2 separate regions of the Mus musculus genome follow, and region 2 is linked to region 1. Evidence: chromatin loops called from intact Hi-C (ENCODE). Cell type or tissue: heart. All regions are shown on one strand. Region 1 overlaps Robo1 (roundabout guidance receptor 1). Region 2 overlaps Robo1 (roundabout guidance receptor 1).

The links. A loop is a pair of places that touch in the nucleus more often than their neighbours do. Peaks named below come from ENCODE experiments on the same cell type or tissue, not always from the same donor. Only the 100,000 strongest peaks of a DNase experiment are listed, where the experiment ranks them.
Region 2: it touches region 1 in a loop (1.8-fold over the local background); 3 of 42 quality-filtered maps call a loop at or near these places.

Annotation. Positions count from the first base shown.
Region 1 is chr16:72,813,313-72,817,312 of GRCm38, reverse strand. All of the region lies in intron 2 of Robo1 (roundabout guidance receptor 1), which reads right to left. Among named protein-coding and RNA genes, the nearest start is that of Gm52248, 65 kb to the left of the region's middle. In heart, no CTCF peak of the experiment used is centred here; no DNase peak of the experiment used is centred here.
Region 2 is chr16:72,911,462-72,915,461 of GRCm38, reverse strand. The region is part of intron 3 of Robo1 (roundabout guidance receptor 1); the gene reads right to left. Among named protein-coding and RNA genes, the nearest start is that of Gm52248, 34 kb to the right of the region's middle. In heart, no CTCF peak of the experiment used is centred here; a DNase peak (open chromatin) is centred at 2,121.

The sequences.
Region 1 (4,000 bases):
TAAAGGCTTGCACTAACATGCCTCAAGGAAAGCCAGCATATCCCATGAAAGACACTGTTTTAGTGTACCCATAGATCAATCCTTGAAGAGGACTCCAAATATACCAATAGACTAGCTACAGATAAGAAAAGATAAGTGGTCCATAAATATGGTCATCAGCTTCCTTCTTGATCTAAACATGCTTGAGCTAGATGATATGATACGCCATGATGCGGTACAATATGATACGATATGAATCTCTCAGCAAATATCAGAGGGACATTTCGGTTGGAGGGTACTGCTAACAGAATTTGCAGCGTGTTATGTACTCCCCACAATTCCAATACCACATTGTCCCTCCACATTCCCTCTATGCCAGGTAGCTCAGAAACACAGGCTTAGAAATACCAAAGATTGAATCTATACTCTCAAAATTGTCTACTGATACTGAAGCTAAGACTGCCCTGGAAGGTCCAGTTTGAAAAAGATTGACTGTCCAATCCTACACAAGGATGCCATGAATACAAAGAACCACAATGATTGGAGAGCTGGTTTTTTTGTTTTCTTTTTAACTGAGTTCTTTGTCTGAGCTAGGCAATGTGCTACACAGACTACCTCAGTTTTTTCAAGCAATCTTTGAAATTCTATACACCCTATTTTTCAGTGAAGAAACTTGGTGAAAACACCGTAATTAACTTGTCCTGTGTTGAATGTTTTCTAATAGAATCCACAATCTATAGCCCAGTTATTAGCAACATCTGCTGTATCTAAAATTGGGCAAGCATCTATAGCCTCTGAAACATTGACCATATTTGATATAGACCATACTTAACCAGCGACTTTTTGGTCTTTAGGACTAAACACGAGAAGCAACAGCCAATCATGAATTCTGCCAACTGTATATGAGCAAGCAATGTGAACACAGACACCCAAGTCCTTGGTGAGCCAGCAGAGGAGGAGGCTCCTTGAAAGAGCATTCCATTTGCAGGAGAGTATCACCAGCAGGTCATTTGGGGGGTCGAGAACAGACATGGAGTAAGACAGAGATAATCTCCCAACCACTGAGCCAAAAAGTTCCTACCAGTAACTGCAGGAAAACAGCCAAAAATTATACTTGCTTTATAGTTTCTTCGTTTCAGGGGATTCTTTGAATCTGAAATTTCATACCCTTGGTTTCACTCCCATGGTGTATGTATATATATATATATATTCTTTTTTGAGTTAAATTTCAGCTGTTTTCTGTTACTAGGCTAAGGGATATACGCCAAAATTATACCCACCAAATGCAGTCATCATTGCACTGAATGCAATTTCTGGCCCAACTAGCAGGAGGTGAAAAAGTGAGAGGTGGAAGAACCTCCCCACTATCAAGAGCAGTTGTGGTCCAGGCTGGTAGATACATGGCTCATCTGGGACAGTATACAAGAATTCATAGTGTGTTGCTTTAGCTGAGGATAGCATACTTCTTTATATTCTTCAGTTAAAATGTACTATTCTGCAAATTTGTACCTGTACAACATAAAAGGGCACCTGCATTGACAGCTACTAGAGGCCTTTCACGTGGGCTATTTGCTACACTCTATGATTCTTCAGAGTTTACAAGCTCAGTAGTTACCTCTTCCCAATCATGTTAGACATTTTTAACTAGAGCCTGGCGGTGGTGGCACACGCCTTTAATCCCAGTACTTGGGAGGAAGAGGCAGGTGGATTTCTGAGTTTGAGGCCAGCCTGGTCTACAAAGTGAGTTCCAGGACAGCCATGGCTATACAGAGAAACCCTGTCTCGAAAAGAAAACCAAAAAAAAAAAAAAAAAAAAAAAAAAAAAAGGAAGGAAGGAAGGAAGGAAGGAAGGAAATTTAACTAGGCTTATTACCCTGTCATTAGGAAAAAATATGCAAATGACTATGTTATCATCTTATTAAATTTTCTACAAATGCATATATGTTTTCATGAATAATACTTTAATGCATAATGTCTTCAGATATGTAACATGAAGGAAATACGGAAAGTACCATTTTCCCAAAATAGAACATAACTTTTGAAGCTGAACCTGGGCAGAGTGGCTCATGCCAGTCGTCTCAGCAATTGGGAAGCTGAGGCAAGAGAATCAGATTAAGTTTCTTAGGGTAGCTTAGGCCACATAGTGAAACACTGTGACATTAAAAATTTTTTTAAAGGTAATTAATTCCTTAAATATGGATTGAGGAAAACTTGGACTTGAAGTTCATTCTCAAAATTAAGTCAAGCAAATAGATGTATTTGGAATTAAATGTAACAATTCTAGTACCTGACAATATTCTAAAAGGGATTATGACTGTCAATATTAAAAATACATATATAGAGAGAATATTGCTGTTGTATACATCTATAGTTAACCTTGGGTGACTAATAACAAAAATCCAACAACTACAACAAAGATATTTTCCAAAAACTAAAACAAAACAGTCATTTTACACACATGAGAGAGCAAGAACAAAAACAAAAACAAAAACGAAAGGATACAACGTGAAGAAACAAATAGGCAAGAAGCACATAATGTCGTTTAATTTTATAATGTTTGCAACAAGTGATAAAAAGAGAGACTACTTTCAACTTTTTCTGACAATCTATTACAATGTGAATATAGTCATGTGACTGCTTTTTAGCCAAAGCAAGCTTGTTGACTCAAGCATACATCCGCTTGACTCTTTGCATCCTTTTCTCTTCAGGGCTGAGCTGCACTGGCCACACCCTCTAGCACTGCCTTGTGGGAAACTGTTCAGCTGAGGATGCGTAGCAACACAGTCTTGTTATTAACTGGAAATGGTTTAAGTCAGTATAGTCCCTATTGTGCATCAAGTAGTGGAAAGAAGAAAAAAAAAAAAAGAACAATGGGACGACATGATGCAAACAATGTCAAGTGGATGAAACAAACAAGTGTCCAAACAGCCATGATGCTGGAGTAGGAACAGCATACTGTTTTGATACTTAAGTGTGGGGAGCGGGTGTGGCGGCAGTCCCAAAGGCGCCAGGGACTGCAGCTAAGTCATATGACTTGCACCTGACTTCCTCATATAAGACACAAACATCTTGAGTGCTGCGCAGGTGTACCAGGATACAGGTGAATCCAATTTGGTGGAGATTTGCCCCTGCTGCCCTGATTAGCTGAAGCCTCGTGACTGGCAAGGGGGCGTGGCCTGCGGTGCGTGGATGAGAGAGAGTATAAAAGGAGTGAGAGGCCCAGGGTTCGGGGGAGATATAAACAAGAAGAATCAGGACTGAATAAACTGCTGTTAGAAGGACTGGTGGTCGCGTCGTTCTTGCTGGTCGAGAGCGGGCGCGACACTTAGGCATTTAACACAACACCATGGTTTCCTAATTTATTGTAAAGAGGACATGACATAGACACTCAAGTGCTTGATAAAACATCAATTTCAATCACATCTGGGCTGCTATTGTGGATTATACAACCATATTGTTAAGTCAGTATGGTCACACTTCCCTCACTCAACAGGTCAAGACTTATTGACTAATAAGTCAACAATGCAAATTAAAATACGTTTAGATTTACATGAAAATACTGGCCATCATTCTCCAACACAGGCCATATACACGTGCTTGAGTGTGTGTGTGTGTGTGTGTGTGTGTGTGTGTGCACGGACATGCGTGCATGCATATGCGCATGCTGGCTCACATATCTGTGTGTGCATGTGTGCACATGTGTAATCATAATATGCATATTTGTATCAATATCTATGTGAGTCACAAAGGGCTTAAGCCAAATTCAACTGAAGCAGGAGTTAACATCTTGCAAAATCAGCCTTATACATAGCTAGACACTGAACCCTGCACTTCTTAAAGACAATCGTATTTGTTTGCCTCGAATTATTCTGTAGGAGTAATTACTTTATGCCCACTGAATCAATGCTTTATATCAACTCTAGAAACAAGAAAGGGAATGGAAGGAAAGTATTCTTTCGACCGTGGTGTCCAGAAAGTTATGCATCTTCTGGCAAAAGCAAGGAGACTGGAACCTGTTATG
Region 2 (4,000 bases), 98 kb before region 1:
ATCCATCCCATATGCAATCACCAAACCCAGTCACTACTGCAGATGCCAAGGAGTGCTTGCTGACAGGAGCCTGATATGGATGTCTTGTGAGAGGCCCTGCCAGAGCCTGACAAATACAGAGGCAGATGCTCGAAGCCAACCATTGGGCTGAGCAAGGGGACCCCAATGGAGGAGTTAGGGGAAGGACTGAGGGAGCTGACAGGGTATGCAACAACATAGGAAGAGCAACAACATCAACCAACCAGATCCCCCAGAGCTCCCAGGGACTCAACCACCAACCAAAGAATACACATGGGACCAAGGGTTCCAGCTACATATGTAGCAGAGGGTGGCCTTGTAGCGCATCAATGGGATTGGAGGCCCTTGGTCCCCTGCAGGCTTAATGTCCCAGTGTAGGGGAATGCTAAGACAATGGGGCAGAGTGGGCAGGTGAGTGGGGGAGCACCTTTCTGGAGACAGGGGAAGGAGGGTGGGATGGGAGATTTTGGAGAGGAAACCAGGAAGGAGAATAACATTTGAAATATAAACAAAACAACCAATAAAAAAAATTTAAAAGAATTTAAGTTGGGATGTGAAAAATTACTTAAAACACAAGGAGGGTGAAGAGGTCAGGACATTCCAGGAAGATAAAGTACAAAAAGCAAAGACTTTCATAAATCAACAAGAAGCTTGATAATCAAAATTTATAATACGAACAGTTGCCAAATCCTCATTAGAATATTTTACTGCCATCTATCCTAGCGTATGTACTAGACTCGAGGATGTCTCAGTTACTGCAATCCTTTTGAAGCCTTTCGGTTCACAAGTAGATCAGAAATGCGGGACTTTCTTTGTATTCAAATTCAATTTTGTGTTTGATGGATCTATCTGTAATTATGTAGATTTGAACATCTGTGAAAGGATCAGAATACTCCCTGGGAACCTAAACCATCATTTCTCAATCAGCCTTCCTCTTCTGAATCATACAATTTCTCAACTTCCCTAAGGATGGAATCTAAGTAGAAGTGTTCTGGATGCGTGGGAAAAAGAAGTTGATTCAGTCTGCACAGTGGCTGCCTTAGGCATTTCAGCTCATTTCCCTGTGAACACCACAGCTGAGGCTTGCGTTTCAGAACTCAGCTGGACAAAGGACTAGCATCAGCTTCCTCATCCCAGAATTAGCCTACCTTCTTACTCATCACATTTACCCTGAGTACACAGGGTGAGTCTGTAGAAATGAAGGTTCAGGCACATGTGAATGCAGTGTAGATATGAATATTGGCAACGGCCATGGGAGACAAGATGTCTTCTATATACATTGAAAGTATGACTTCATTAAATATTCATAAAATTACAGTTGATACGGTATAAGAGTTCCTCATTTTCCTTTCCCAGCTAACTTTATGTAGAGTCTTTCCAGGTCTATAATAGCAAAATATAACCGAATATTCAGAATACCTAAGCATGTATCCAGAGAGCATTCCTGCTAAGAGTGAACTTAAAGGTAGTATTAGAGAATTCATTTGATAGATATAAGAATTAAAAAGAAACTTATGCAGAATAAATAACTTCCATAGGCTCATGAGTGTAAATATTGAATTCTGGGATTTATAATTTGGTCTTATGATGCCCACACATGTGTTTTACTCTTTTGATGTTTTCCTATTATAAAATTTGAAAACTAAGAAATTAGATTAGACACAAATTTATTTATAATTGATTTGTATAATACTATCACATATATTGATTTTACTCGTGCTTAAGTCACGAGTAAAATTTATTTTTGAAGGAACAATGCACATAGTGTGCATTAACTACATGTAAGATGGACAGGAAGACATCTATTTGTGGCTTGCCACCCTAGCTTCCTTTGACCTTTCTGTTAGAGCACTACCTATTTATTTTACAGGAACTCAAATTTAACTTCTCAGGGAAGTGGGGCTCTACATCCTCAGCTGTGGTACATCCAAGGATTTCCTCTAGAAGAGAAGGGGACAGGAAGCAATGGACATTGAACAATGAAGGAACTAAAGAACAGAGGAGAAAACTGACTGAAGGAAGGGAGGAGCAGATGGCTCAGGAAGGAGACATATGGGAATTGGAGGAGAGGAAGCCATTGGCAAGGAGTGGCGGGATGCCAAGTCTGCGAAGGATCTAGAGGACACTGGGGATTTGGATGGGATGTGAGTCAGCTGCTTTTTACCCAAATATCACACCAACACGGAAAAAATCAAAGAAACCCTCAAAGACGTACAGGATGCAGAACGGGGCTGGAAAAAGTTATGACATGCCTCATCCCAGCAATTCTGCCTCATTAACATGGGGTGGGAAGTGCTAAAGAAGTGTTTGAATGAATAACCAAATGTGTTCATGGCTGCATTATTGATACTTTCAAATCTTAATTTCGCTTGTGGAAGAAATAAAACAGATAAGACCTTCTATTTATCTTTAGTCAATTTTCCTAATCTGTGGTGCTGATTCTGTTAATGAGTAAAACCATTCCCTTCAACCAACTAGGATTCAGTTATTTTCTTAGATTGGATAGGTTTCCAAGGGGAGGATTTCCACGGCTACATATCAGGAGAGTCCAGAGCAAATCGTGCTGATGGCTCGTCATCATCTATAAGGTAAATCATTACAAAAACCCATAAATACACTCATGTTAAAATGAATTGATACAGTGGGCTTTTTTATTTACACATTTCAAAACTGTATTCAAACAAACAAATAAACACATAAACACATAAAGAGAGTCCTAATCCTTGGTTGGACCCAGCTGATTATAATGTATTCTTTATGAAAAGTCTTAAGCTTTTGAAATTTTACCAATCGTTTTCTACAGTAGAGATTTCACTTCTAGCGAGAAGAGATGCTCATTCTTGAGTGTAACTATGATGGTTTGAGGAAAAGCCTAACATCTTAAGCCCTTGGAGATGTGGCAACATGTGACTAGAATTCCAACAGCAGGGAGGTAGAACAGGTAGACACTGGGGACTTGGTGGAGAGCCAGACCAGCATAATCTGTGAGTGCCAGATGAGAGTGAGAGACCTCCCCCCCACCACCTTAGGAATCATAGAGAGTGACAGTGGAACATAAATGACCTTTATCTGTGTCCTCCACATGCATGCATACTTGCACATACACATAAACAAATGCATACATGTACAAGTATAAAAAAATTACTAAAATTAAAAATCTCTTGTAGATAACAGTCAATGTTACACTAGGATATCAGATCATACATGTAGCAAAATCTACTGGTCTTTACAAAAATGTTTTCAATGAACAAACCTGATAATTGCCCCCCAAGCCCCTCTTCCAAGCAATTAGGAGGTGGCCACTGCCTCAGCAGAAAGGCTTAGTATTTACTTGACAGTGTTGCTGCTATCATTAAAACCACCAATACACAGAGTGATTTGAACACCGTCTGGATTGTAATAGCTGCATGGCTATGCTTTGTTCCCTAAAAACGTGAAGTGAGAGATATCTTTTTCCACATGAAATGGAGAGAGCTAATTATCTGTGCGATCCAGTAGAAGAAATGACCATATATACTATATACCATATGTACTATAGAGGAAGCTGTCTCTACATAGTAGTTACTAAGTTGTTGATGTTTCCACAACTCTAACCTTGTAAATATTTGTTTGCAACTTTCAGAAAAGATGTGTTTTAAAATTCATTGCAAAGTACATTGAACCAGATCTGAATACAGTTCTTCAGATGGTAACTTTTGACAGTCAATAAATATTGACTCAATATTTATTTGGTGAGCTTTTGATCATTTATTTCTATTTTCCTCCTGTTAATATCAATTTATTAACTTACAAAAACTCTTAGTTTCCAATATCAGTTATTAGCATCTATTTCATAAATACATGCAAACTTATTATCTTTGATGATAAATCAGTATAAACTTCCTATCTCATACTCTTGATGTTTATAACAAGGAAACTCATCGATCTTGGGAAGTAATCCACTCAAAAGCTTCAGGAAGTTCCTGAAACTGATCAGATTCAC